2 separate regions of the Homo sapiens genome follow, and region 2 is linked to region 1. A link is a loop called in an ENCODE intact Hi-C map of the cell type or tissue named here. Cell type or tissue: OCI-LY7. All regions are shown on one strand. Links, peaks and the distances in the headings refer to the core of each region. The heading gives the core; the rest is flanking DNA. Region 1 has its middle 110 kb from the start of MIR320D2. Region 2 has its middle 8.9 kb from the start of MIR320D2.

Region 1 (15,647 bases), core at 6,049-11,048:
TTGGTTTCCATTCGTGTGGAATATCTTTTTTCATCCCTTTACGTTAAGTTTATACGAGTCCTTATGTGTTAGATGAATCTTTTGAAGACAGTAGATATTTGGTTGTTGTTTTTCTTATCGATTTGTCTATTCTGTATCTTTAAAGTGGAGCATGTAGGTCATTTACATTCAGCATTAGTATTGAGATGTGAGGTACTGTTCTATTCCTTATGCTATTTGTTGCCTGAATACCTTGTAGTTTTTTTTTTTATTGTGTTATTGTTTTATAGGCCCCATAAGATTTATGCTTTAAAGAGGCTCTAGGCCCCATAAGATTTATGCTTTAAAGAGGCTCTATGCTGGTGTATTTTGAAGTTTTGTTTCAAGATTTATAACTCCTTTATAACATTTTTTGTAGTGGCTGGTTTTGTAGTGGAAAATTCCCTCGGCATTTGTTTGTCTGAAAAAGACTTTAACTCTCCCTCATTTATGAAGCTTAGTTTTGCTGGATACAAAAGTTGTGGCTGAAAATCAAGTTGTTTAAAGAGACTAATGATAGGACCCTAATCTCTTCTTGCTTGTAAGGTTCCTGTTGAGAAATCTGCTGTTAGTCTGATAGGTTTTTTTTTTTTTTAATAGATTACCTGGTGTTTTTGTTTCACAACTGTTAAAATTCTTTCCTTCATGTTGACTTTAAACAGCCTGATGACCATGTACCTTGTTAGTAATCTTTTTGCAATAAATTTCCCAGGAGTTTGTTGAGTTTCTTGTATTTGGATATCCAGATCTCTAGCAATACCAGGGAAAATTTTCTCAATTATTCCCTCAAATATGTTTTCCAAACTTTTAGACTTCTCTTTTCCCTCAGGAACACCAGTTATTCTTAGATTTGGCCATTTAAAATAATCTCATATTTCTTGGAGACTTTGTTCATTTCTTTTGATTCTTTTTTTTTTATCTTTGTCTGATTGGGTTAGTTCAAAAGCTTGTCTTCAAGCTCTGAAATTCCTTCTTCTATTGGTTCTATTGTATTGTTGAAACTTTCCACTGCATTTTGTATTTTCCTAAGTGTATTGTTTATTTCTAGATGTTCTGATTGGTTGGTTTTTCTTTATGATATCTGTCTCCCTGGAAAATTTTTCATTAATATCCTGACTTTATTACTTTATTTATGTTGGTTTTTATCTTTCTTTGGTATCTTCTTGAGTATCTTAATAATCAACCTTCTGAATCTGGCATTTCACAGGTTTGAATCCATTGCTGAGGAGCCAGTATGATCCATTGGGGGTGTTATAGAACCTTGTTTTGTTATATTAGCAGAATTAATTTTCTGATTCCTTCTCATTTAGGTGGACTATTTATTCAAGTAGTTCTTGAATTTATTTTTGATTTGACTGTGTTCTTTTTTAATTTCATTTTTCCCTCCTAAGGATCTGGCTTTAATGTTTACAGTTTACTATACCCAAATTTGATTCTTGCTGCTTTTAGGGGTGAAGACGCTGTATGAGTTCCTTAGTTATAGAGAGTCTTTGTGCACTGACTTTCCCAGATGCTGGTTGCAGTAGTTATGTACTTGGTGTGTGGGCAAGTTCATTGTCTCTTATGGGGTTGGAATGTCAGAGATCTCTTGAAGCCTATCTCATTCTCTTGTGTTGTACACTTTATTTTTCTTCAGTATTTTATTTAGTGAGTTGATTATGTAGGCTTCAGGATCGTAGGGGAGGTATCCCTGGGTAGGCACCAGTTGTAGCTAAAGCAGATGGATAGACGTAATACCAAAGGTGTGCAGAGGTCCAGGCTTGATGAAGATGGCTGAGGGAGCTCTCTATTAGATGTGCTGAGGTTTTATCAGAGTAAAGGGTAGGAGCTACATCAGGTCCCCTGCCAGGCCAGCAGGAAAGCTATCCACTTCCTGGCCTCACTGCTGTCCCAGTGTTCCAGCTATTGAGATCAGACAGGCGCCTCTTTTCATCTGCAGGAATATTGATGTTCCAAGTGTGAAAGAATTGGGACTCTGCCTCTTGTGCATGCCTGAATCTGGGGAGTGCTCCTCCTGTGGGGCTGCAATCACCCTGAATTGTTCCAGGAAGGCTGTCTATAGGTGCATCTATGCTGTGTTCCCATGGGAGAAGCTGCAGCTGTGTCTGCAGTGGTGTGCAAGCGGGGAACAAGGACCCCTTCTCCAACACCCTTCATGATCATAGAGGCTGCCTACCTATTGGGTAGAGGTGCAGACTTTCCCTACTGTGCCCAGCGCTGCAATTGTGTCTCTGCTGTAAGAAAATTTCCACCAATGAAAAAATCTGGGACACAAGGCCTGCCATTCAGATTCTTTTGTCCCATGGGGCATTCCCCTAATGTGGTGCTCTCCCTCTTCCCGTAGGAATGGGACTTCCTGAGAGCCAGAATACAGTGATTGTTATTGCTCTTCTAGGTCTAGCCACCCAATGGGGCTACTTGACTCTGGGTTGGTGCTGGGAAATATCTGCAACAGATCCACTGATGTGACCTGTTCAGTTCTCCCAGCCGTGGATACCAGCGCCTGCTCTGATGGAGGAGGCAGGGGAGCAGTGTAGACTCTGTGAGATTTCTTAGTTGTAGATAGGCTTAGTGTGCTGGCTTTCTCAAATGCTGGTTATAATAGTAGTGAACTTGTCATGTGGACAGACTGAGGACCTCTAGTTACTCACACTGTTGCGGGCAGTGGTGATAGCTGAGGTCATGCAACCATTTTCTTCTTGAGTGCAGTGTTATTCTACCTAGAGGTGCTGTAATGGCCTGTGTTGGTTGGTCTCCAGCCAGGAGGTGGCACTTGCAAAAGAGCATCAGCTACAGTAGTAACAGTGGGATTTGAGTTGCGCTAAGTTTCCCAGAGGAAATATTCTGTTTTCTCAGGTGATGAGTGGGGCTATAAAGCTCCTAAAAGTTTATTTCTTTTGTGTTAAGCTACCGGGGTGGGTGGAGGGATATCATCAGATAGGGGCAGGGTTAGGTGGGTCTGAGCTCTCATTCTCTTTGAGTGGGGCAGGCCACAGCCCCTGTGAAGGATGGGGGTGGTTCCCAGGCCACTAGGGTAATGTTCTGGAGGAAGGTATAAGTGCCTCTGCTGCACAGAAGAGTTTGCAAAGGGAGTCTGGAGTAGCAGGCTGCAACAGTAAGCCTTACCCAGCTCCCACGCAGTTGGGGAGGCCAGTCTCACTCCTGTAGTGCTCTTCTAACAGCACCTGGTTTAGATCCAGGCATTCTGCGCACAGATCTCAGACATGCCCCAGGCCAAGAGACAGCAACCACGGCTTGCAAACCATGCTCCTCCCTGTCTGCCCGCAGGGCAGGGTGCCAAACTTCTGTGCTGAAGTTTGAATGCTTCTATACTTCTGAGTCTGAAGCATACTTCCTGCTTGATCCCCGGGGTCTGATCAAGGGAATTGGTCCCCACTTGAGATTATATCACAAAATTCGTTTGGGAGCTTCTTTCACTCTGCAACCCCTTCCTGAGCTTGTTGGCTGTCTTCGCTGAGGGCCCCTGTGAGATATAGTCGGGAAACCTTCCTTATTATATATAGTCAGGAATAGGTTCTCTATTCCCTAGGGATAGGAATGCCTGCAAGGCACTTTCTGCTGCTGCTTCTACTTTTATGTTTTACACCGCTCCCTAAATCCATCCCAGCTCTGTGTAGGGTTAAGGCCTTCTCCCATGGTCTGAATTTTCAGATTCCCCAGTGGGGATGTATGCTCAGAGGCAGACTCTCCCCTTCTCACACTCTGGGAATTTACAGGTGTTTTGCCTGTCTCACTGAGTATGTTGCAGCCTGCCACTTCTTTCAAAGGATCTGTAGATTCTTTCAGTTTTCCTGTTAAGTTCCTGTGTTGGTTCTCGGGGGAAAAAATAGTGTGAATTTCTATCCACTATTCTGTCTTTCCAGGTGGGAGAGCCACACTAAAACTGCCTCCAACCTGCCATCTTTTTTTTTTTTTTTTTTTTTTTTTGAGATGGAGTCTCGCTCTGTCGCCCAGGCTGGAGTGCAGTGGCGCAATCTCGGCTCGCCGCAAGCTCCACCTCCCAGGTTCACGCCATTCTCCTGCCTCAGCCTCCCGAGTAGCTGGGACTACAGGGGCCCGCCACCACGCCCGGCTAATTTTTTGTATTTTTAGTAGAGACGGGGTTTCACCGTGTTAGCCAGGATGGTCTCGATCTCCTGACCTCGTGATCCGCCTGCCTCGGCCTTCCAAAGTGCTGGGATTACAGGGGTGAGCCACCGCGCCCGGCCACCAATCTGCCATCTTAAAAAAAAAAAAAAACTAATTATGGATTTTTTTTGTATCATCCAACAAAATGTTTAACTTTTATTTTAATTGCAGGGGTGCAGGTGCAGGTTTGTCATATAGGTAAATTGTGTGTTACAGGGCTTTTGTGTAAAACTTATTTTGTAGCCCAGATAATAAACATAGTGATTGGCTCTGATGACTGGAGGAACACCAGGGTCCTTGGTCTCATGCTGATAGGATTAACAACACGGACACGCGTGGAGTGGTTTTAAGGAGCAACAAGTTTAATAGGCAAGAAGGATGGAAGAAAGAAGAGAACAGCTCCCTGTACAGAGACAAGGGAGGGGGGCTTGGAACAAAAAGAAACCCCATGTGCGGCAGAAAGGCAGTCCATTATATCTGGAGGCTGGAGGAGGTGGTGTCTTGTTTGCATAGGGCCCAAGGGATTGGTTTGACCAGGTGTGTCATTCACGTAGCCCGTGAAAAACCCGGCCCACCCAACTTAGTCCTTTAATATGCAAATGTGGGTGGCCATGATGCTTTGAACACATGGTGTTATCTGGAGGTGGCCATCACACTTGGCACAGGTGGTGACAAGAAAAAGGCAGGAATCACCATATTGGGTGAACCCAGTTTCTAATGGCAGGCATTTGCATATCAAAGCTTGCCGGCCTGGCCCTTCAAGCCACCTATTCTGTTAGAAAAGAGATGGTTCGGGGGTTGTTTCTTATTACAGGAAAATTTCCACTGAGAACCTATCCTACCTAAAATAATTTCTCAATAACTCCTGTATTACTCCCCCCTCAAAGAGAAGTAAACCTAACTGCTGTTAGGAGGTGTTGGGTGATGATTCTTTCTGGCTACTTCCTGCCTAAAAGGAGCCCGTGTGTGGCTCTGCTCGCAGCGCCATTTGGAGTTTTATTGCTTCCAGGTGAAAAGAGATAAATTTTTACAAGAAGTTTTAAAATATAGGGTTAGAATATGAGTATTAACGTTACCACCATTAGTGGGGGTCCTATAGAACCTAACTGACAGAGTTTGACACTTGTTAGATACACCAATGGATTGCAATACCGATTTGCCTCCACTAGATGTCAATGTACATTACCAGAAATGTTAATATAAAAGCTACTTTTTCCTAGAGAAAAGCATACATTTCCCCCTTGATTTGCCATTAGAGAATAACTTTAGTCTTAGGCCATCTTTTTAACTTGCAATATGATAGGGAGAAATACGTTATTGGCTGGCTAAAATAATTTTAGCGTTAATTTTGACAGTTCCTTTCCTTTAATTATTAGAGTTTTTCATGACTTTCACAGACCCTCTCACAACATCCTTAAACTTTCTCACTTGTCCTAAACGTCTTTCCCTTAAACAACCAGTCATTTCCTTTTAGGACAAGTATTTACCATACAAAATCCTTTCTTATATAAAATTTCTTTCTTTATAACCTTCTTTTCATAGCTTAGAGTGCCTTATATTACCAACCTTTAGTAAAAAGTCCTATTAAACGTAATGATAGTAAAACTTTTATGCTTGCAATTATACAGCAATTATAATTTTACAAACAGAATTCCACATTGTGGGTGCTGCCACAGTGCATAGTTCTATTGCAAATAGTAGCATGACCTATAACAATTTTCACAAGAGTGGCATGGTAAATAATTGTCATTTAAAACTTTACTTGCCCAGATATAACATTTCCCTTTGGAGATTTACAAAGTTACAAATGCGATTCTAGGAATAATTAAATCTCCCTGCAAATATGCATTAAGAAGAAGTTCTAATATTTGGTGGCAAATTTTGAGAGGAAAGGACAGAAATGACAAAAAGTATCTATTGAGGTAAAGGTGGGACTCAGTAAGATGAGTAGCCCTCACTCAGTTTCTTATCTTTTATGATTTTTAGGTTAAGATCTTCTATTTCTCCACACTGATATTCAGGACGTTCCTCTGGGCTGTCAAGGGTTGCTCCCTCAGCTCTTCAGGCTTTGAATTGAGTGTGATGTATCCAGGAGTTGATTCCTGTAACGTTTACTGCCAAGAAGGTTGAAAGAAGAACAGTGGAGGTCCCTTCCCAGGTTGGCTTATGGAAGGAGAGAGATGAGAATTTTCACTAATACCAAATTTCCTGGGTTAAAGAAAGGTGGTTTTATTTCCTGGGGTTGGTCTTCTGCTAGTTGTGTTCATTCTTGTTGGAAGTGAGCTAGAGAGGTTACATGCTTAACCAATGTGGAGGTTTTCTGCCTGAAAACAATCTCTGAGCACATTGATAAGTTTTATCCTTTCTCCAGTGAAAAGCTTGGGGAAGGATTTTAAGGACCTTCATTGGCTGGAGGCTGGCAAATAGAGTTTGCCATCCTGAGGGCTAAAAAGTATGCCCTTGAGAAGTGGCCTATTCTATTTCTGCAGGGGAATACTGAGGTTTAATTTCTTTTATGGAGACCTCCTAGATTAGAAGGGCTTGAAGTGTGTTAGTGCCTTGAGGCTTCCTTGCCTTTGACTTAGATGCCTGATCAGCTCATCTATTTTCCTTGGCTACCTCATCTGTTCCCTTTCAATGTTCCCTGCAATACATCCCTGCTATTTCTCATGGAAGAAAAACTGAGGATAATAACCTGCTAGTTTCCTGGTAATATTTTATAGGAGATCCATTAGTGGTAAGAAAACTCCTTTCCTTTTCAATGGCAGCATGAGCATGGAAAATCAGGAAGGCATACTTGGAGTCAGTATAAATGTTAGTTACCTTTCCCTTGCTTAATTTAAGTGCTTTTGTAAGAGCTATTAGCTCAGCTAATAGAGCGCTTATGTTTGGGGACAGTGACTACTGCTTATCCTGCCTTACGTACTTCTTGCTTTACCAGCTGTTTGCTAGCTAAAAGCTCCCCCCAGAGAACTGTGATCCTGCCACATTATATGGGGTGTAAACAGTTCAATTATGTCCTGGGGTTAACTTGGAGGCTTTTCTGACTAATAAAGCTATCACGACAATGGCTTGGAAGCATGTATAAATAGGTCCTTCTAACTACAACCAAGGTGGAGAGAAATATTGGATTAGGGTTTTTCCTGAGATGCCAATTACGGTCAGGCTATAGGAAGAGGAGAGACCTGAATTAGAGAGAAAAAAAAGAGAGAGACTGGCTCTAGTGTTTAGAAAGAGGTCCGCTTTCCTTTCTTCAATTTCCAGAATCACCTGGGACTCCTGTGCTATGATGGCAGTTTGAGTTGCTGGAGCCGAGTTTTGAGCCACGGGATACATCGGTCCTGCTGTACCATCTGTGAGATTGGTCCTGAACCCAGTGACCTCCGCCTCTGGGGGCAGTTCTGTCTCCAGTGGTTTTCGCCACAGGCTGGACGGGGTCAAGGTGGCTTCATCTTGCTGCCTGGGAATTCCTTTTTAAAATGCCCTGGTCAGCCACACGAATAGCAACTAGCGGATGCACCTTGGGGATCCTGGACTTTGCAAGCCTGCAAAGCTTCTGCTAGAGCCTTTGTCCTTCTCATGAGCTTTCTCTTTCTTTTGGGCCTCCTCCCGGTCCCTATTATAAGAGACCGAAGTGGCCACCTTCAGGAGGTTCTCTAAAGTGCTGTTCGGTCCTACAGCTTGCTTCTGTAGTTTTCTTCTAATATTGGGAGTTGCCTGTGTAATAAACTTGTCCTTCAGGATAAGCTGTCCCTTAACTGGATCAGGGGATAAAGAGGTGTGTTCTATTAGTGCCTCTCTCAGCCTTTCCATAAAGGCTACAGGATTCGCACTTGGCTTTTGATCTATTATAGACAGTTTAGAGTAATTGAGAGGTTTGACCCTGGTTTTCCGTAGGGCTTCTAAACTGCATATTAAAAACACTTCCTTTTCCATTCATTCTCTGAGCTATTTCCCCAGTACTATAGCATTTCCTGATCTTGCCTAACGGGATTACTTCCCTAGGCTGTAAAAATTCCCACACACTCAACACACAGGGAGTAAGAGACTGCAGATAGAGAAAGAAGGAAAGAAAGAAAGTTTTGCGACAGGATAGCTGGAAGACAGCCTTGAGATTAAAACAGATTTGAGGTTGAGATTCGCTCCATACTCACCACTCTGAAGAATGAATTCCAGGCCCATGCACCAAAATAATGACTCTGATGACTGAAGGAACAGCAGGGTCCTTGGCCTCGCGCAGATAGGAGTAACAACATGGACACACGTGGAGTGGTTTTAAGGAGCGAAAAGTTTAATAGGCAAGAAAGAAGGAAGAAAGAAGAGAACAGCTCTCCCACACAGAGACAAGAGCGGGGGACTTGGAACAAAGAGAAACCCCGTGTGTGGCAGAAAGGCAGTCCATTATATCAGGAGGCTGGGGGAGGGGGTGTCTTGTTTGCATAGGGCCCAGAGGATTGGTTTGACCAGGTGTGTCATTCACATAGCTTGCCAAAAACCTGGCCCTCCCAACTTAGTCCTTTAATATGCAAATGTGGGTCATCAGGATGTTTTGAACACATGGTGTTATCTGGAGGTGGCCATCACACTTGGCACAGGTGGTGACAAGAAGAGGGCAGGAATCACCATATTGGGTGAACCCAGTTTCGAATGGCCTGCATTTGCATATCAAAGCTTGACAGCCCAGCCCTTCAAGCCACCTTTTCTGTTAGAAAAGAAATGGTTCGGGGGTTGTTTCTTATTACAGGAAAATTTCCACTGAGAACATTTACCCTTACTATCTGCCTAAAATCATTTCTTATTAACTCTTGTATTAATCTTACCCAATAGGTAGTTTTTTGATCCTCACCCTCCTCCCACCCTCCATCCTCAAGTAGGCCCTGGGGTCTATTGTTTCCTTCTTTGTGTCCTTGTGTATTCAATGTTTAGCCCCCACTTACAAGTGAGAACAAGCTTAGTATTTGGTTTTCTGTTCCTGCATTAGTTCCCATAGGATAATGGCCTCCAGCTTCATCCATGTTGCTGCAAAGGACATGATTGCATTCTTTATTATGGCTGAATAGTATTCCATGTTGTATATGTACTTCGTTTTCTTTATCCAGCTCATGATTAATGGACATCTAGATTGATTCCATGTCATTCCCTGAGCTGTTGTGAGTAGTGTTGCAATAAACATGTATGCATGCATCTTTATGGTAGATGGATTTATAATCCTTTAGGTATATACTCAATATTGGGATTGCTGGGTCAAACTGTAGTTCTGTTTTAAGTTATTTGAGAAATTTCTGAACTGTTTTTCACAGTGACTGAACTAAGTTTTATTCTCACCAGCAGTGTATAAGCATTTCCTTTTCTTCACAACCTCACCAACATCTGTTATTTTTTGACTTTTTAATAACAGTAATTCTGACAGGTGTCAGATGGTATCTCATTGTGGTTTTGATTTGCATTTCTCTGTTTAGTGATGTTGAGCATTTTTTCATATAATTGTTGGTCACGTGTATGTTGTCTTTTGAAAAGTGTCTGTTCATGTCTTTGCCTACTTTTTAATAAGGTTGTTTCTCCCTTGATAATGTTTTTAAGTGTCCTTGATAGTGTTCATTTGAGATTCTTCTAACTTTTTGATGTGAGTGTTTAGCAGTATAAACTTTCCTCTTACCACCGCTCTAGCTGTGTCCCAGAGATTGTGGTATGTTGTATTTTTGCTCTCATTTGTTTCAAAGAATTGCTTGATTTCTGCCTTAATTTTATTGTTTACTCAAAAGTCATTGAGAGAAAAGGTTGCTTAATTTCCATGTAATTGTATGGTTTTGAGAAACATTCTTAGTATTCATTTCTATTTTTATTGCACTGTGGTCTGAGAGTATGTTTGATATGATTTTGGTTTTGAAAACATTTCCTGAAAATTGTTTTATGGCTGATTGTGTGGTCAATTTTAGAGTGTGTGCCACGTGGAAATGAGAAGAATGTATATTCTGTTGTTTTTGAGTGGAGAGTTCTGTAGATGTCTCTTAGGTATATTTGGTCAAGTGTGGAGTTCAAGTCCCGAATATCTTTGTCAGTTTTCTGCCTCAATGATCTCTCTAATACTCTGTGTGGTGTTTCAGTTCTCCACCATTATTCTGTGGTTATCTAAGTATCTTTGTAGGTCTCTAGGAACTTCTTTTATGAATATCGGTGCTCTTGTGTTGGCTGCATATATATTTAGCATGGTGAAGTCTTCTTGTTGAATTGAATCTTTTAACAAAATGTAATGCCCTTCTTTGTCTTTTTGGATTTTTGTTGCTTTAAACTCTGTTTCATCTGAAAGTAGAATAGCAATTCCTCCTTTTTTGTGTTTTCCATTTGCTTGGTAGATTTGGCATGCTCTAACTCTGGGAGGCTGGTTCTAGACCCCCAACTTGGATTCCTTGCCTCTTGAGGTTCGAAACCTGTTTTTGTTGGAGAGGCCAAAGTGATCTGCTCTGTAGACCACAACACTTTGATGGGGATGTGCTGGCCAAAGTGTTTCACACAGGCAGTGCCAGCCAGATCTGTGCTCACTTACATGTGCCAGCAGATGCAGTGGCACAGAGGGGTGCCCGCATGGGGGTGGGGTATGGGCAGCATGGCAGACATGGCATGGCAGGGACAGGGCACCAGTATGGGTGTGGTCCTGGCACCTGTGCATGCATTAGCACTGCAGCAGTGGAAGTGGTGCAGTGGGCTGCCTGTGCCTCAGTGGGACTGGGGAGCTGGTAGTGTTGGTGAGAGTGGCAGGGTGTGCACATGCCAACACGGTGGGAGGCTGGATTGGGGGAGGAGTGGAAAGGGCCATCCACTTTTTCCCCTTTCAGTCCAGGATCTGTGCCCTCCCTTCATCCACTCTCAGTGCCTTCCCTCTGAAGATCTGCTCAGAGTGTGCCAGTCTTCCCAATGTTCCTGTCTCTCAGTGGGATTTGTTCCTTCCGGCTGCATCTAGTTGGCTATCTTGGCTCCCTCTCTTCTTCAAAATTTTCAAAGAGCATGTATTTTCTGAGCAGAATATAATAAACATTTTAATGAAAGTAAATTTCACGTAACGAACAAGAATATACGACTTATATATTGTGTTTATACTGTATAATTTATGAGTTTATCATTATTATATTGGTACCTGAAAATGTTTTTCACTATAAAGGATAACTGATGCATTTCTAGAATCATTTATCATCATAATGTTGGTGCTGGAAATCATTGGTTTCCTTTCCCTTTACTAAGGAATGGTTGACCTATTTCTGAAATAGTTAGGGAAGACAACTATGGCTTTGCTAAAAGTGATTAGGTTTTAAATGAGGAAAATATTTAGACTGTACTCACACTGTGGCCCGGGAGCAAAGTGGTTTCTCTCCCCTCTGAACTCTTGGAAGGCTTATTGTGCATATTACTCATTGAGCACATGTCCTTTACTCCAGTACTTACAATAAGGTGGTTTCACGGTTCCATTTCTTAAAAATCATCATATTGTGTATAACGGCTAGTGCAAAATAGTCACTTAAATTAATATGTGATGTCTAATGAAAAAAGTCGGGTAGCCTGTTTTATGCTGTTACTGGACTGGTTATTTGACACAGTGAACTTGCTCTTTCACCATCATCGAGGCTTAGATAATAATGAATAATATTAGGAAATCAAGACACAGAAAGGTTATTTGTACCTTGGGCAAAATCACATAGCTCAAAATTGAGAGGGTTATCTCTTACTCCATTTTGTGCTGCTATAATAGAATACGTGAGACTGGGTTATTCGTTTATCTTATTTTATTTTTAAAACTTTTAATGTTAGGTCTAGGGGTATATGTGGAGGTTTGTTATTTGGTAAATTAATGTCGCAGGGATTTATTGTACAGATTATTTCATCACTCAGGCACTAAGCCTAGTATGCAATAGTTATTTTTTTCTGCTCATCTCCATCCTCTCACCCTCCACCCTCATAGGCCCCAGTGTCTCTTGTTCCCATCTTTGTGGCCATATGGTCTTACCATTTAGCTTCCACTTATAAGTGAGAATATACAGTATTTGGTTTTCTGTTCCTGCATTAGTTTACTGAGGATTATGGCCTCCAGCTCCATCCATGTTCCTGCAAAGGACATGATCTTGTTTTTTCATGGCTGCACAGTATTGCGTGGAGTATATGTACCACATTTTCTTCATCCAGTCTACTGTTGATGGGCATTTAGGTGGATTCCATGTCTTTGCTATTGTGAAAAGCACTGTGATGAACATACAAGTGAAGTGCATATGTCTTTTTGGTAGACTGATTTATTTTCCTCCGGGTATGTGCCCAGTAATGGGATTGCTGGGTCAAACTGTAGTTCTGTTTTCAGCTCTTTGAGGAATTGCCACACTGCTTTCTACAATGGTTTAAATAATTTACTCTGTCATCAACAGCGTATAAGTGTCCCCTTTCCTCTGCAACCTCATCAGCATCTGTTATTTTTTGACTTTTTAATAATAGCCATTCTGACTGGTGTGAGATGGCGTCTCATTATGGTTTTGATTTGCATTAATGCTTGTTGGCTGTATGTATGTCTTCTTTCGAAAAGTGAGACTGGGTAATTTATAATGAACAGAAATCTATTAGCTCAAAGTTCTAGAGAACTGGAAGTTCAAGGTCAAGGTACAGCATCTGGCAAGGACCTTCTTTCTGGGTCATTACATGGTGGAAGGTGGAAAGACAAGTGCATAAAAGAGGAAGCCAAACTTGCCCATTTATAATAACATTAATATCACCCATAAGGGCACAGTCCCTATGGCCTAATGACCTTTCCAATGTCCCAACTCTTAACACTGTTACAATGTCAGTTAACGTTCAACTTGAGTTTTGGAGGCAATGAACATTCAAACCACAGCTGTTGGGATGTAAACTCGGATTATCTGGCTGTAGAACTTGGGGTCTTTACCACTCATCTCTAGGTTAAGCTGCCTGACATATTAAGCTGGAAAAACAGAAAACATTAGCCCAAATGTATTCAGACAGTGTATTACTTACATAGACAGCAAAAGCATGATCAGTATATTGTCAGCTCCCCATATTGCTTGTCCCACAGGAGGACACCAAAACAAAAGTGGCCAGATCACAGGTAATATGAGTGGTGGGGTACTCTGTTGATGAGTAGCCAATTGCACATAATAGCTAAGCGGTGTTATAGCTTACTACTCTCCTTTAAGGGAGCGGACACAGAGCAGTCCTCTATGCTCTGTCTAGATAAAATCTGTTGAGTGGGCCAATGAGGCACCTCATTTGAGCAAGTGAGAGGAAACAGATGTTGTAGATAAGGAACTTGTTCTGTTTACTGAGCACCATGCTATATATATATATATATATATATATATATATATATATATATATACACACACAGAGAGAGAGAGAGAGAGAGAGAGAGAGAGAGGGAGAGAGAGAGATGGAATTTCACTCTTGTTGCCCAGGCTGGAGTGCAATGGCGCAATCTTGGCTCACTGCAACCTCTGCCTCCCCGGTTCAAACGATTCTCTTGCCTCAGCCTCTCAAGTAGCTGGGATTATAGGCATGCGCCACCATGCCCAGCTAATTTTGTGTTTTTAGTAGAGACGGGGCTCCTCCATCTTGGTCAGGCTGGTCTTGAACTCCCGACCTCAGGTGATCTGCCTGCCTTGGCTTCCCAAAGTGCTGGGATTACAGGCGTGAGCCACCGAGCCCGGCCCATGTAATATTTTTAGTAAGGATTACAGTAGATGTTGAATCCAAATCGGAGAAAAGGTTTGATTGGCTATTATTATACAATTATATTATCTGCCTTTGAAAGTTTAGAAAGATATATTGTGGCAGTCAGCTTCTATGAAGTCATCAAAAAGACTAATGCTCCTGTCATTGCTGTGCAATTCTATTTTCAAGACAATTTTTTTTCAGTTAGCCTACTTGCTTAGTTTGCCTAAAATAAACTTGTACAATTGTCTTCACAAAACCATAGAAATGACTCTATAGCTATTATAATATCTTAGTATGTAATAGTTTAATATAAATTTGAGAAGGAAAATATGAAAAATCATGTTTATAAATAGTGGAAGATGGCTGTAATGTGGAAGTTCTCCCAGATTACATTTCTTTTTCTTACAAATATGAATACATCACGGATGAAGAGCTAACATGAGTTAATATCCATACATTTTAATAACAAAAATGGGAATTTTTTGCAATAATGCCTTGTCTAGATTACTGTTTATTTCAGAGAAAACCTTGGCATTAACCAAATTGATGTAGACCCCATATAGGCAATACATTTGCTGAACCTTACACACAAACAAACACAAAACACAAACCCAAATTAAGATGACTACTGGACAGGGATTCAGATGACTTCTGATTCCAAGACTAACTCACTGATCTGAACCACCATTTCCTTGTCTTTCAACTGTGGGGCTTTGACTGAAAAATCTCTAAGGGATCTTCCAGTTCTGACATACTTAATCTAAGATTTTATTAATGTACCATAATGCATTAACATTTTTTTGCTGGTAGTTCTTTACAAAAGTAATATATTCAATACATAGTGTTCTATTGCTATCTCAATGAACCATAATTGTTTATTACTCTAGTAAGTATCAAATATTGAGGTTAACTAAACCCACAGGAGAAAATGTATTATTTATGCAATTCACACCTCTGGACAAATCTCAATCACTGCTTCCTGGAAGGCAGTAATGGTTGTAATAAACCGATAGGACTGTAGTCCAAACATAACAATGGCCTGTTACGGAATTGTAAAAATACTTGAATTGATGAGTTCGCTATTTGATGTTTCATACTTGCAAATGTTAACTCACATTTTGAAAAACTCACTAGGTTTTTATCTGTGATAAATACACAAATTAAAGGCATATTTGCAAAGTGGTAGCTTTTATTTTTAAGAGGGTCTCACCCAAAGCTCTGCCTTGCTTTTCAGTAAATGAGTCTTGCAAGGCCTACTGGGGTATTAGAAATCCAGCAAATGAATTCACAACCTTGGCTTCCAGAAATGTCCTTGAAAAACTGGAGGTCATGCTCTTTGCTTATTTTTATTTTTCTTTAGCTGACAAAGCAATTAAGAAGGAATTTCTGGTTTTATACTTCATTGCCTCTGAGCTGGCTTTCATATTTAGTTGTTGTGCTGGATACATTCTTAATAATTTAATATTTGAAGCTAAAAAGATGCAGACATTCTGATACGGAAAATCAAAATTGCAATTAAACTACTGTTGAGTCACTCATTAGGAAGATATCTTTTGAAGTATTAGAGTAAAGAATAAAATTGCCTTAGGGTTATTCTTTCAACAGGTTTGGTTTATTTGACTACAAAGGCATTGTTTTTGAATGTGTAATACAAGGCAATATTAATCTTGTGACTTAATTTAGTCACAAAGAAAGAAAGCCATATTGGTAAAAGGCCTGTGTAACAAGCAATATCAATGACATTGAGAATCATAGTCTCACACATAACGTGATTCTAG
Region 2 (15,647 bases), core at 7,116-12,115, 98 kb after region 1:
GTGAGACTCCTATTATATTCATTTTGGTATCCCCTCTATACCTAGAATAATTCCATGCTGATAGAAGTTATTCATAACGGTTGATTAAATGAATTAAATCTGAGTGGGTAGAAATGCTTACTGTCCTATATTGATTTATTAATTCTTATTGTCAATTGTCTGCCAATGCTAGGTCAACCAGTCAGTAATATCTGCCAGTTATTTCTTTCCTTCAACGGTAATTTTTGACCATTTATTATATGACAGATGCTATTCTAGGAACTGTGGATACAGTCATGAAGAAACAAAAATGATTTAGGTCTCTATCCCTATGGAGCTTGTAGTTAAGCAGGGAAAATAAACCTTAAATAGGCATGTGTGATGGCTAACTGCATGTGTCAACTTGGGTAGGCTACTGTGCCCAGTTGATTGGTCAAACACCAGTCGAGATGTTGTTATAAAGGCATTTTTTAAATATATGGTCAACATGTAACTGTTGTAGTACTTTGGGGAAAGTAGATTACCCTCCATAATGTGGATGGGCCTCATATAATCAGTTGAAGACCTTAAGACACAAAGACTGCGGTCTCCCAAAGAAGAAGTTCTCAAGACTGCAGCAGACATCCTGCCTGTGTTTTTAGCCTGTGGGGTTTGGACTCAAGTTCCCAACACCAACTCTCATCTGAATCTCCAGCCTGACAGCCTGAAGAACACTGACTAATAGAACAGGTGTATAATTATTTAGACATAAACTATGATAAGTGCCATTAATAGTATGTCTATCAGTGAGTCTAATCAGGAACTTCGTTTTGATTAATTCAGGGATTGCCTTTTTGAAGAAGTAACTTTAAAATATATACTAGATGCACAGACATGCTGCAGGTAAAGAAGGATTTATGCAAGCAGAAGGAACCCAAGATCTGAACATCCTGTGATGAGTGGTTCATTTATAGTTAGAGTGTGTTAAATGAGCAGGTGAGTGCTGTGAGATGAGACTGGAGAGACAAGCAGGGGCTAGCTGTGCAAGATCTTGTAAGGTTATGATCATGATATTCTTCCAAAGTCAGTTACCAGCTGTCTGACCTTGGAAAAGTCAGTTAATCTTCCTAAGCTTCTGCTTCTTGATTTACAATATGGGGGCAATAAGGCCTCTCCAAGGTAAGAAGTCAATTAGATAATGTATGTAAAAAGACCTAACCCAATGCCTGGCACAGAATAAGCACTCAAGACATGAATACAGTTATTCTCTTTCCAGTTAAATCTATCCTGCCTTTAAGATGCAGTTCAGTACTCATATCCTCCATGTAGATTTTCTTAACAAGTCTGGTATGCCTCAAACTTTTTCTTTTCTGAAATCCAATTATGTCAAGAGTCTTTTTGAGGTTTCACCCTTATTGTTTCAAACTATGTTAACTCCTCCAGCTTATTTCTAAGATATTAAAGGCCAGAACTCGAGGCTATCAATTTTCTGCAGCCTCCATTCCACCATAGTAATTTGGTAAATTGGCTGATAACTCATGCTGCTCATTGCTTCTTTCATAGTATTTCTTTCACAGTCTCACTCAGCCTCTCTAGCCACTTTTGCAAGAGGCTCACTTGGGGTTAGAGGCACAGTTAGAGACTTGAAATGTGAGCAAAAGTCTATTGGCCCATTTGGGGATAGAAGCCAGTACCTTCACCTTGAGCACAGGGTGACATTTAAATGACCTTTTAGGATATGACACAAGCATTTTGGAATGTTTGTCACAGTTTTATAGCGTACACCACAAGACATCATTCAGGCTTATTTTCCATCTTTTGTTCCTTTTTTCTTTCCCCCAGAAGATCTGATAAACTATGCCTCCGGTTTCATCTCTTTTCTCTGTGCCATATTTAACGGAGTTGTTTTGTATTCATATCAAGGCGTGGGAGTGGGGTCCAATGAATTACATTTGGTATTCTAAACATTTAATTTGTTAACTTGTAAGCAAACTTTCAAGAAGTTAAGCTTTCTGTCTCTCAGTTGGGGAGGAGAAAGAATTTCCCTTTTAACTTACTTGTCACTTGAACATCTTCAGGCTATTTGTGAATGCCAAGACCAACCTGTGGGAAATCCTGAAGTTTTGCTGGCTCTCTTTCTCTCAGCAGGGATAGGAAATATATTTCTATATGCCTGACACTTCCTTCAGCTACTAAGAGAGTTGTTTTTGTGTGTGTTATCCAGCATATTTTCAAACTTGAATGGCATACCAAGAAGCCTCGAAATAATAATTTACCTCTTTTCCTTTGTGCATATAGCAAATATTTCTTACTAAGTTGAACACGGAATGTGTAAACTGGAAAATTACACGATAGCAAAATTTAAGTTGAAGAATTAGATGCACTTAAATTACTTAAAGGAATGACCTGGCTAGCAGTTGTTATTAAAGTTGCAGTTCTATTCAACATGGAATATGCTTAATAAAGTCAATATCTCTTTTTAGAAGCATTTTAATTTGCTTTTTTTTTTCTACCTTGAGTAGCTCTGAATCCTCACAGGAAGAAACATTAGGTACTATACATTGCCTCATAAGTCAAGTAGTTACTGTTTGTTGCATTGGTTGAAAATAATGCGGGATTTTCAAGCCAGAATTTAATCAATGTTACCAGGTAATTGTTCTTGTGAGAAAAGGATAAAAAGGATTTTGACTATTTGGGATAAGTTCAAAAAATAATTAAATGGGAAAGAATGACTAGTTACAAGAGTATATAACAATGGTGTCTCAAGCCAGTGTCTATATTTTAGGCAGAATATTAACATGGAATGGCCTCCACCTTGAGCAACTGGGGACCTTCTCAGTGAGAAGAGAGACGGATTGATCAAGAACCATATAGAGGCCTAATAGCCATTGTTCTGGACAGGGAATCTGGGCACCTGAATTTGACTCCCAGTTTCACTCACTTACTGCCTTGCCTAATCATAGACAGGTCACTTATGCTCTTGGAATCTCTATTTCCCCTGGAAATGATTAATACATTGAGTATCATGGGAAATAATAGATATGTGAAAACACCTAGCTCAAATAAAAGCAGGAATCTGAAGGCACTTTGGAAGTCACAAGGTTGTATTACTATCATTACCATCTTTCATGCAGCTGTTTATTACCTACAAAGCACTTTGAGATAATTATCTCCTTTCATATCTAAAACTTCAGCTTATTGTCACATTTTCACATTTTTTCCCTCATGGCTATCCTGAAGGAAGGTATAAGCAAAGAATAATTTGGCTGTTATCTCAAACCTCTTGAGTTTCCTGTTTGTTTTCCTTTGACAGAGAGATAAAGTTTGTTTGTGGTTATTGCAGACATGCCAATTTGATCACTAACTTAGTTGGTCATTAATTTCCATTGTCTGCCAACCACAACTTTTATTAAAACTCACTGCTTTATGCTTTATCTATCTTTAGGGACATTCTGATATTTCTTTCTTAGTGCTGAGAGAGAAGCACTTGACCTTTTAATATGTCCAATATCATACTTGCTACTCTCTGGGAATTTCATAAATGTATGCAACATCATCTCTATTTTTATTAGTAAGAGTCTTCTGTGTGTCGCTGTCTTCTCTGAGGTCATGAATAATCTACATTATATATCCTCTTCCTACAATGACCCTGTTACGCTGCCACGGCCAGGATATACTTTATGCCTTATCTGGCCTTTCTAAATCCTCAAAGGTTTGCTCACATTTATATTACCAAAATTATTCTCACACTAAAATGCTAACACCATGTCCATATCTAATCCGTGACTAAATTGTACTGTTATTGCGAATGTGCCTGGCATCTGCAATCGCTGATACAGTTTAAAAAAATATGACTATCACTTTGCTCCCAATAACAATTTTAGATCTTCTGCAAGGCACATAGCTTTTCTCTATCTGCATGCTAATTATTCAATAAATCAATTTTTTGCCTCCTAAAGTAGTTTGCTTAACAGGAGCAACGTATCATATTTCCATATAAAGTGCTTATAAAAATAAGATGGAATGGAGTGTTTCCAGAGGAGAATGATTATGAGGTTGAGCTTTTCATAGCTACATTATTAATTTATAAAATTATTTCAATATATTTCAAATTGTTAACATTGCACTGAAAGTGTTGTCAGCTACTGGCTGGAACTTGACATAAAATGTCTCATTCATAAAGCAATTTCGTCTCACAAGCTTTTGTTAAAATGGTCATTTATTAAACTCAGAAAAGGGAGATATCTTTTCAGTGTATTCTTTCTTCTTATGTATTTCTTTTGACTGTGTGTCCGTAGATTCAGAAATGTTTTCTCGATGACATGGCATTCTATATTTATTTGCAACAGAGTAAATAATCACCATTTTTGAAGAAAAATAAACTAGCTTGTCTGATTTGGATCTTAAATACAAAGCTCATCAGAAAATGAATTGTTTTCTTTTGCAAGAGCAACAACCAGTCAATCACTTACCGGACCTTTACTGAGCACTCCAGTATTAAAGAGAATATGCTAGGTGCTGGGCTCTATGGGAGACGCAACAAAGTGTGAGATATGGCATATCATAGGCACAAATCTATCTCTATGGGTCTCAGAAATGATTCATAACAAGGATTTATTTTATCATACTTCAATATTCCTTAAGTACCATATCTAAATCATTTTATTTCTGACACCCCATTCCCTTCTGTACATGTGCTTATCTAATATTTGTGCTTCAAGTGCTTTATGTTGAAACAGCTGTTACACAATTTTGCAAAAAGCAAACTGGCTTTAATAAAATCAATTGTTTCTGTGTGATAGAATGAACTTTAAAACTGGGGTAAACACTCAGTCCAACAATGATTTGTAAAGTAGTAGTGTTTTGCATCCAAGTCAATAATTTAGCTCATCCTTAGCTCTAGAAAGGACTGAGGGTCACCTGAGGGTTTGGCAAATCTTTGGTGGTAAGAGTTGGAATGAGAGTCTCAAGGTGAGGGACAATATAGTACATAAAAGCCAAGAGGTAGACATGCTGCTGGGAGAGAAAGAGGCTCATTATGTATAGTAGGAGGAAGATAAATTTTTAGTCAGATGATTGGGGACCTAGTCAGCTGGATTCATTTACTAACACTCTTAAAATTGGAAATTTGTACTTTGAAAATCTTATTTTTCTCTCTATTTGTGTTTTATGTCAATTTAATTTTTATATCCTCATAGCATGCATTAAAACTCTTGAATAAATGCTACCCTGCTCAGCTCTACAAAATGGATTCTTGTCAAAACCCACAGTGGAGTTTTAGTGAGTGAGCCTGGAATGATAGTGACAGTAAGAACCAGAGGGACTGACCCTTGTTAGGAAAATAAAACATGAAGGAACAAAGAAGTTAGTTAGAAGCTGACAGTAGATTCATCCCTTTCATCCTGGAGACTGGGGCACCTTGCTTTGAAATTCAGGGGCATGTGTGTGCTTTGTTTCAAAATGAAGGCCATCTCTTACTTGTGGTAAGGTGTTCTTGGGCTCGGAGCCCAACTTATCTCATTTACTAGGCTCTAGCCTGCACAGGAAAGCTGAGGTTAGATACCAATTACACTTTGGGGACAAAGTGGAGCAAAGATCTGCATATGGTTCATACATTCATTTTTCGTGTAACAACCAAGAAATGTGCCCTTGACTGAGAACAGCACTACTAATAGCCTGCTAGGGAGTTCCAGAATCACTTACCATACACTTAATTTAACAGATATTTATCAAATGTCAGTTCTATGTCAGAACCTTTGCGGGGAACTACAGACCAGGATGAAACAACATCCTTTCAAGGTTGTCAGCGCAAACCTCTATTAAAATACATGTATTATTTGGGATGAAGAATATGTTTCCTATTAACTTACAGCATCTTAACATAAATGAGGTGATTAGTGCCTGGATAAAGCTGTGCCTCAATCAAATAATATATAAAATAAGGAAAAGCTTGTTTGATTAGCTGTGTGTGTGTGTGTGGTGGAGTGGTAGGGTAGGTGGCAGAGAGAATGATATAATCCTGAAGCAGGACCAGCTACATAATTTTTGACGCTTGGTGCAAAATGAAAATTCAGGGTCCCTTGTTCAAGAATCAGAAAAAAGTGATGTTAAAGGTACGAAACTATGAAACTTCTCCCTTTAGAAATATTTTATTACTTATGAAACTTAATAGGGGTAATAGTGACACATGAGTAATGGCATAATCTTTAGAAATGCAAAGAATAATATTTGTTTCATAATTTTATAAATCAGTGCCATAATTTTATATATACAGTGAATAATGACATTTCATTAATGTGACATCTTGATTGAGCACAAGATTCTTCTGGCTCACTTTTCTGCAAATTAATTTATAATATCACCAAAACGTATACTTACAGCAACCTTGTTTTTAGTCAATATAATTGAAAGTACCATCAGTTACTGGTGACAAATGTAAGATTGCAAATCCCCTTTGATATGTTTTAATATTGAGAAGGATTTTTCTGCTCATGCAACTGTAACTGATGCTGTCAAGAGTATTTCTAGAGAAGGACAACATTGGGGTAAGGTTTTAACAAATTATTTTAAAATATAAATTTTATTACATCTAGAGCTGATGATTCTCATGAAACAATTTTTCTAAAAAGATATAACTCTTCATACAAGTCAGTTTCATGTAAGTCAGAATTTAACTTTAAATGTAAATGTAAACAATGGTATTTTAATGTTTATTTGACATTTCCTGCAACTCGTGGAGGTTATATAATTAACCAAAAGTGACTTCATCATTTATAAACCATTCAAAATGCTTGTTTATGCATTCCACCACTCTATCTTCAATTACAAGGAAATGTTAATTTTCAAATTGTCTTCATCTTTAATATTTGGTTCATCCGAAGCTTTATATGAAAATATTTATTTTCTGTTGAATAGGATAATCTTTAAAATTAATTCTTTTCTAAGCCTGTGGATATTTCCTTTGCAAGGCTGCAACAGGTTTCAAACCCAGAAATTCTAAACTCTTTGAAAACTCCAAATAACTCTCTGATATGTTTATTGCAATGTACAATGCATTTTATACTTGTTTTATAGTAATTTGCTGACAAACTTTATTGCCTAAAAACAGGCAGTTACCTGTCCCAAAATTCAAGTCAGAGAGTAGCTATTCGTGTAGATGGCAGAGGGATGGGCTTTGGGGATGGACAGGTAAGTGAATGTCCACCTTGGTCCCAGTGCTGGCCCCATATGGAGCACCCCCTCTTTTTTGGGGCTGCAGCCACTGCCATGACAACTGTAGCTTCTGCTGTTTCCACCACTATTGACTCCACCAGTCTTGACCTAGATCCTGGCCACAGCTATTCTTTCAAGAACCTGCAGTACCCTGGACTACCCTGGGTGTGCATAGTGCATTGCATGAACTGCTATGTGCATACTACCACCTGGCATATGTTGTGTGTTAACACAAATGTTCTGTTGTCCCATTAGATTTCACTTACAAACCACAAAATCAAAGATAAAATTATTCACAATTTCAAGACAATGACAGCAGGGCTTTAAACCAAGCACAGGGCCCTTCTGAGAGTGAGGCCTTGAGGAAATAGGAAGAAAACTACCTCTCATTCTGATTACTTTGTAACAGAGAACAAACCCCACAATAATACTTCTTCGAAATATCCTGCCACAAGTAGATGAACAAGATTGCTTCCACCCACAAAAACCTCCTTAATGTTTTGCATTGAATACTAGTTTTCCTCCTCAGTCATATTATTTTTGCTTGAGTTTTTTGCTTCTTTTCCTCCTGCTGATGGAGCTCATTCCAGTTAGTCCTTTGCTATTTTTTTCTAAAAATTTAGTTACAGTGACACTGAGAATATTTGCAGAATGTTGCAGAATGTTCACGTAAGCATGTGTATATGTGTTTTCGGATGTGTAAAGGAGGAAGGAGAGAGAGAGAGAGAGAGAATGAATTTTATCTCTACAGAGGCAGGGAGACCTGACTCACCTCTTACTAGATGAGTAACCCTAACTAAACCACTGAAACGCTATGACATTTCTTCATCTGTAAAATGGGAATAATAATGGTACCCATTTCACAAAACTCTTTTCAGAAATTAATCAGCAAATGCCTCTTGAGAAACTTCTTGGTATCAGGTACTGTTCTGGGTGCTAAAAATACAGTAGTTTCTTCACAGAGCTACATTCCTGTAATGAGACATACAAAATGCACAATATGCAAAAAAAAAAAAAAAGATTTAGTGTATCAGATGGGGATCAGTGTTATGAAAAAAACCAGGAAGAGTTAGCAAGGACTGGGGTAGGGAGGAGAAGTCATTTTAAATAGGGTGGTCATGGATGCCTTCTCTGGTCAGGTGGTATTTGAGCAGAGGCCTGAATGGGGTGAGGGGAAAAGCCAGACAGATTCTTGGAGAACAGCATTCCAGTGAGAGAGTACAGAGCGTGCAAAGGCCAGGAAGAGGGAAGGAATTGCACAGAGAGCAGGATGGTGGGTCATGGAGGCCTTATAGGCTACTGTCAAGACACTGCCTTTTACTCTGAGTGAAACTGGGAACCATGACAGAGTTTTGAGCCAGATAGTGACATGATATGTTCTGAGTTTTCAAAGGATCTCTCTGGCTGCTGTGTTGAGAATAAACTGGAGCTGGGAAAGGGGGAAGGAAGGAGACTAGAGAGGAAGTGATTGTCATTATTTGGGTGAGAGATGATGAGGAATAGCATTGAAGGTGGTGAAAAGTGGGCGTATTCTGGGTACATTATGATAGGAGAGCCGACAGGATTTTCTGACAGACTAGATGTGGGGTATGGAAGAGTGGAATTGAGGAAACTTCACTGTGTGGTTTTTTTTTTTTGCCTGAGCAATAGGAAGCTTCAGTGAGACAATAAATACAAAGTGCTCAGTATTGCCTCCCTCATAGTTGGTGCCCAATCAACTGGTAACATATCTAGCCGATCCCCAGAACCCGTCAACCTACATGAGGTGATAGACCAGTAAGACATTTCCTGGTCCCGACAAGCTGAAAAAAAAAAAAAAGTCAAGAACCAGCAGGTGGCGCCCAACTAAAGTTAAAAAAAAAAACGGCACGCACCAGTAGGTGGCACCGAAGGCAACCTCTATTTGCCCTTGCTGATCATTAGCATAAGACACTCCCACCAGCGCCATAACAGTTTAGAAATGCCATGGCAACGACCCGAAAGTAACCTTCTGTTTCCATGGCAATGACCTGTAAGAAAGTTCTAAATAACCCATCCCTTCATTTTGCATTAACCCACCCCTTAATTTGCATATAATTAAAAGTGGGTATAAGTGGATATAACTGAAGTTGACAACATCCCATATCCTGCCCACTCTGGGCACACTGCATATGAATTAGCCCTGCTCTGCAAGGAGCAATACAGTTCAATAAAATTTACTGTTTAACACCACTGACTCGCCCAAGAATTCTTTCCTGGCCAAAACCAAGAACGCTAGCCAGCTAAGCCCCAATTTTGGGGCTCACCTGTCCCGCACCATATGCATATAAAATGGGTCACCTTCGCTGTAATAACCTACTTAACCCTAGCTCTTTGCTCCACCAACTTAGCTCACCAGTAAGTCTGCTTCCATTTGAATTGACATTCAAGGAAAGAGATCCAGGTTGTCAGGAACCCTGGGTCGTAGTCCCATATCACTACTGGCCTGTTGTGTGATCCCAGCAAGCCCCTCAACTGCTCAGCAACCAAGGGATGTTTATCAACATGATAAAATCTAACAACATTTGCACTACTTAGCTCAGAGGATGGTGAGAGCAAAGTGAAGCCAAGCTGCCAATCATGATTGGTTTGAAAATGTGTTGATTATAAAAGTGTTATAGAAATGCCAGGTTTATTAAGTGAGCATATTCATTATAATGAGTATCCTGTGGAGATTTTAATTTCAGACAGTAAAGACTAGGGCTGTAACTCTTTTGGTTTCTTTGGAATAACAGACCTGAAGATACTGCGAAGCAAATATTTTAGTACTGTTCATCTACTACCTTCCATTTAAAAGTCTCACATTTTCTTTGGAGCCATTGTTAATTCACCTCCCAGCTATTCTCCTTTTAGGCTCGGTAATCGTAGCCCAAGTACCCTTTTCTTTATAGAATCTTCTCAACTCATTTTGTTGCTGTAATGCTGGATGGGAAATAGCTTTTATTCCTTTGTCCAATTTCTGTCAACTTTTAGTGGTCGCCTGGAGCACTGACTTAAGAAGGTTTCTGAGGCCTTGTCCAGGCTCCATGGTGAAGAATGTCCTGATTCAGGTGTTTTGGAGGAAGAAGTGACTGCATGGTCTGGATTTGACATCCCTGATGTAAGGCTTATCTTGGTTTTGCTTCTAACCTTAGAGCTCTGGCAGCATGCTAATCCAAGCTGACTGCTACGGATCTTCCTGTTCTTTTTTTATGCAACAGAAATTTTTGCTAGCAAACCTCTTGTGCATTGCCTCCTTCACCTCTTTAAATTTTAACTGCTCTCTGGCATCACTCCACAGATATAATCACTTTTAACAATTTCTTTCATCTTCCTCTGGAAACTCTTTGTGCATATGTAAGCTGATATTGATATTCTTTGTCTTTCCCCTTCTTCTTAAACAATAATGGGATCATATTGTAAGCATTTTTCACCACTTACTTTTTCACCTAATAATATAACTTGGAGCTTATTCCATATCAACACCCAACTGATGGACATTTAGATGTTTTGAGGTAGGTATCTCTGTAATAGTCTCTACTTCACACATGGGGAAACTGAGGTGCACAGCATTTACATATCTTGCCCAAGGTCATCCAGCTAATTAGTTGTGAAGCCAAGATTCAAAAGTAGGTCTCTCTATTCTAGAACTCACTCTGTTAACCATCAGGTTTTACTGGCATTGCTGATTGACCCTGGAAGTGGCTGTATTACTGAGTTTCTACTTGCAGAAATGATGACATACTAATGTGTGTGTCCATTCAAAGCACTTCCCACAGTTCCACAGCAGTTCAAAGCTTCAAAGTACATCCACACACAGGATCTCATTTAATTTTAACAAACATTTGTTGAGTTTCTACTCTATGCCAGGCACCACTTTAGGCCTGAACATAAAACAATGAATACAACAAAGTTCTTGGACGCAAGGCACTTATAATGAGGTGAGAGAAACAGACTTGTAAATAGACAATTATAACATCAAACAATAAAGAATATTCTAGTTCTTTAGACCTCTCCTACTATGTGCTAGTGGTTGGTCAGTTCATTTAAAAAATGGATTACGGCCAGGAGCGGTAGGTCACGCCTGTAATCCCAGCACTTTGGGAGGCCGAGGCGGGTGAATCACAAGGTTAGGAGTTCCAGACCAGCCTGACCAACATGGTGAAACCCCGTCTCTACTGAAAATACAAAATTAGCCAGGCATGGTGGCACATGCCTGTAATCCCAGCTACTCAGGAGGCTGAGGCAGGAGAATCACTTGAACCTGGGAGGTGGAGGTTGCAGTGAGCCGAGATTGTGCCACTGCACTCCAGCCTGGGAGACAGAGCGAGACTCCGTCTCAAAAAAGAAAAAAACAAAAAATTGATTACATTGGGGAATTACAAAAAATCAGGTACACATTTAAGTGGTTCAATCTTCATTTAAACATTTTAAATATTTAAATATACATACTTCCTCATCTTTTGATATTTTTGAGGTCTATTGAGTATACTTTCCTACTTCTTTCTTGCATAACCTCACCCATAAAGTTTTACTTCTGATTTTGTGTCAGTTTATTTTAGCTGGAACAAGAACTTAAATTAAAGTACTTGCAAAGGAATCAGGTCACAGAATCAAACATTTTAATGATTTTTCACAAACAATCGTTGCCCCACTCATACTTAATTTGACAGCAGTTGTTTTAGTGAGTTCCCTTCCAAAGCAATTATCTCAGCTGTCATAGTACAGCAACTTTTTTCTTTTTCCACTCATCTTTTTTTTCTAGTGGGTATTTACATAATATTTGACTAAATTATGTAATTATAATACAACAGGCATACGCAGCTTCGGGAACAAACTGAACTGATTTTCCAAAAGCAAATAACTCACTTCAGGGGAGCAAAAGTGGGCACTCAGTCTACTATGGGGCAGTATTGCCTAGTGACCGGCTGGAGTTCAAATTTCTGCCTAGCCACCTGCAGGCTGTGTGACTGTGAATAATTTAATCTCTCTGTGCTTCAGTGTTTTCATCAGTAAAATGAAAATTATAATAGTGTTACTGTGTGAAGTATATGAGTTCGTACTTGTAGAGTGCTTGGAAGAGTACCTTACACAAACTTCTGCTGTTATTGCTATTTTCAGATGGTAACCTATTTGTTGTAAATTTCCTGAAGGTACTTGTCAGTACGTTCGATAGAAGATTTGAAGCACTTCACTTGGTCTAGCAGTTCACTTAAATAGAGACTGATTAAATTGGGAGTATCAACAAGAAGCTTTTCCCCTATGTTTTCATCTAGTATTAACGTTTCAGGTCTTGCATTTAATTCTTTTATCCATTTTGAGTTGATTTTTATGTGTGGTGTAAGATATGGGTCCAAATTCATTATTTTCTATGTGGATATCCAGTTTTCCCAACCCCAGTTGTTGAAGAGAATGTCCATTCCCATTGTGTGTTCTTGGCAGCCTTGTAGAAAATCAGTTGAGCATATTGTACATGCATGGATTATTTCTGTGCTCTCTATACTGTTCCAGTGGTCTATATGTCTGTCTTTATGCTAGCATGATATTGTTTTAATTACTGTAAATATTTATAAGATATTTTGAAATCAGAAGGTGTGACGTTTCCAGTTTTGTTCTTGCCAATTAAACCTCAGTCAAACTTGAGGAAAAAAATAGGATCAACAAGATAAGAATGAGTTCTGCCACTGTGAGTTGAAATGAATTCTAAACTCTGATTATGCATTAAAATTACCTGGGAGAAGCCGGGTGCGGTGGCTCACACCTGTAATCCCAGCACTTTGGGAGGCCGAGGTGGGCAGATCACGAGGTCAGGAGATCGAGACCATCCTGGCTAACACGGTGAAACCCTGCCTCTACTAAAAATACAAAAAAATTAGCCGGGCGTGGTGGTGGGTGCCTGTAGCCCAGCTACTCGGGAGGCTGAGGCAGGAGAATGGTGTGAACCCAGGAGGCGGAGCTTGCAGTGAGCCAAGATCACGCCACTGCACTCCAGCCTGGGCGACAGAGCGAGACTCAGTCTCAAAAAATAAATAAATAAATAAATAAATAAATAAATAAATAACCTGCGGGGCTTTGAACACATTTTTTTTTTCAAGTGAGAGCAAGTTTATTAAGAAAGTAAAGGAATAAAAGAATGGCTACTCCATAGACAGAGCAGCCCCAAGAGCTTCTGGTTGTCTATTTTATGGTTATTTCTTGTTTATATGCCGAACTAGGGGTGGATTATTCATGAGTTTTCTGGGAGAGGGGTGGGTAATTCGGGGAACTTAGGGTTCCTCCCTTTTTTAGACCATATAGGGTAACTTCCTGACATTGCCATGGCATTTGTAAATTGTCATGGTGCTGGTAGGAGTGTCTTTTAGCATTCTAATGCATTATAATTAGCATATAACGAGCAGTGAGGACGACCAGAGGTCACTCTCGTTGCCATCTTGGTTTTGGTGGCTTTTGGCTGGCTCCTTTCTGCAGCCTATTTTATCAGCAAGACGTTTATGACCTGTATCTTGTGCCGACCTCCTATCTCATCCTGTGACTTAGAATGCCTAACATCCTGGGAATGCAGCCCAGTAGGTCTCAGCCTCACTTTACCCAGTCCCTATTCAAGATGGAGTCACTCTGGTTCAAACACCTCTGACATTTCCCCCCTCCCTTATACAAGGGAACGCTTAATCCTAAGGTTTGTAGAGGGAGGAAGGTCCATCTTCTGTAACTTCTTCAGGCTGAATAAAGACAATGATATTCCTACCTAACTATTAGGGTCTCTTGTATTCAGGGTAGAGAGGAGCTCAGTCAGAAACTGTCAGTATGGTGAAGGCCATTTGTAACTCCAACAAAAGGTAATATCTGGAAGATTAGTAAGTGTTCAGTTTAAGAAAACGTTGAGTAAGCTTATCCATCATTCCTACACAAAGAGTACAACAGCAAATATATTCCACAACAGTAAAGTAAAAAAAAGTAAATCCATCCCAAGTAAACTCAATAAGAAGGCTTTCCATGAACTGGGCAGCTGTTGGAACCAAGCTGATATGGAATTGCTATACATGCTATACATTCCAATACATGCCCAGAATTAGAATACTGATCCAGATTATTACATTAACCATCCCTCTTGTTTCTTCTGATCAGCAGCCAGAGATCACTGGTTGGTTCACAGGAATAAGCAGAGTTAGTCTAACTTGCAGAAAAAAACTCAAAAACAACTGATGAGACTATAATTGAGTAACAGGTATATCATAGTTTTTGAAACATATTTTTCTCTCTCCAGTATCCCATTTTTATGAAAGACAAATCATAGTAAGACTGATTTGCTTTATTATACTTGGCCTGATTATTTGTGTAAAGTGCAGCAAGAATAATTGTTTTTATATAGGCCTTTAAAATTGGCTTTGATGGAACTTTGTTCCATAAAAGGAATCTCAGATAAGAGTTTTTTTAAAGCTGAGCACAGTCATGGGTTTGTACCCTCAAATACCTATGAGTTGAGTAAATTCCTCTCCTCTTGAGATCCCAAGATAACAAGGGGCTCCTAGGCCTGTTAGAAAGTGACATTCTTTACTTACCACAGGTCAGGAACCCTGTACAGGGACTGTGCAGACAAGATAGGAGGCCAGTTTTCCCAAGGGGCTTTTATTGGCTCTATGCCCCACCCAAGCTGGCAATTCAGGATCTCTGGGAGTGGCCCTGGCTTCCTAGGTGATTCCAATGTGCAGCTCTAGAAGTCACTGCCTCACAGGAAGGTGTGATGGTCTTAGCACTTAATATGGTTCAGCTGTGTCCCTGTATGAATCCGTTCTCACGCTGCTAATAAAGATATACCTGAAACTGGGTAATTGATAAAAGAAAGAGGTTTAATGGACTCACATGGCTGGGGAGGACTCACAATCATGGTGGAAGATGAAGGAAGAGCAAAGGGACTTCCTACATGGCAGCAGGAAAGAGAGCATGTGCAGGGGAACTCCCCTTTATAAAACCATCAGATTTCATAAGACATTCACCATCACAAGAACAGCATGGGAAAGTCTTGCCCCCATGATTCAATTACCTCCCACTGGGTTCATCCCATGATACATGGGAATTATGGGAGCTATAATTCAAGATGGGATTTGGGTAGGGCACAGCCAAACCCTATCAGTCCCCACTCAAATCTCACGTTAAATTGTAATCCCTATGTAATCCCCATGTCAAGGAAGAGACCAGGTGGAAGTAACTGAACCATGGGGGTGGTTTCCACAATACTGTTTGTGATAGTGAGTGAGTTCTCATTAGATCTGATGGTTTTATAAGAGTTTGGCATGTCCTCCTTTGTTCATTCTCCTTCCTGCCACCTTGTGAAGAAGGTGCCTTGCTTCCCCTTCACCTTCTGTCATGATTGTAAGTTTCCTGAGGCATCCCCAACCATGCTGAACTGTGAGTCAATTAAACCTCTTTCCTTTATAGTCTCAGGCAGTTCTTTATAGCAGTGTGAAAATGGACTAATACAG

Evidence for each region. A loop is a pair of places that touch in the nucleus more often than their neighbours do. Peaks named below come from ENCODE experiments on the same cell type or tissue, not always from the same donor. Only the 100,000 strongest peaks of a DNase experiment are listed, where the experiment ranks them.
Region 2: it touches region 1 in a loop (4-fold over the local background); 2 of 110 quality-filtered maps call a loop at or near these places.

Annotation. Positions count from the first base shown.
Region 1 is chrX:140,812,813-140,828,459 of GRCh38, forward strand. No RefSeq gene overlaps it. Among named protein-coding and RNA genes, the nearest start is that of MIR320D2, 110 kb to the right of the region's middle. In OCI-LY7, for the core only: no CTCF peak of the experiment used is centred there; DNase peaks (open chromatin) are centred at 8,709, 9,599 and 10,279; H3K4me3 peaks cover 4,787 bases; H3K27ac peaks cover 3,571 bases.
Region 2 is chrX:140,909,537-140,925,183 of GRCh38, forward strand. No RefSeq gene overlaps it. Among named protein-coding and RNA genes, the nearest start is that of MIR320D2, 8.9 kb to the right of the region's middle. In OCI-LY7, for the core only: CTCF peaks have their summits at 9,025 (motif pointing right) and 9,229; a DNase peak (open chromatin) is centred at 9,065.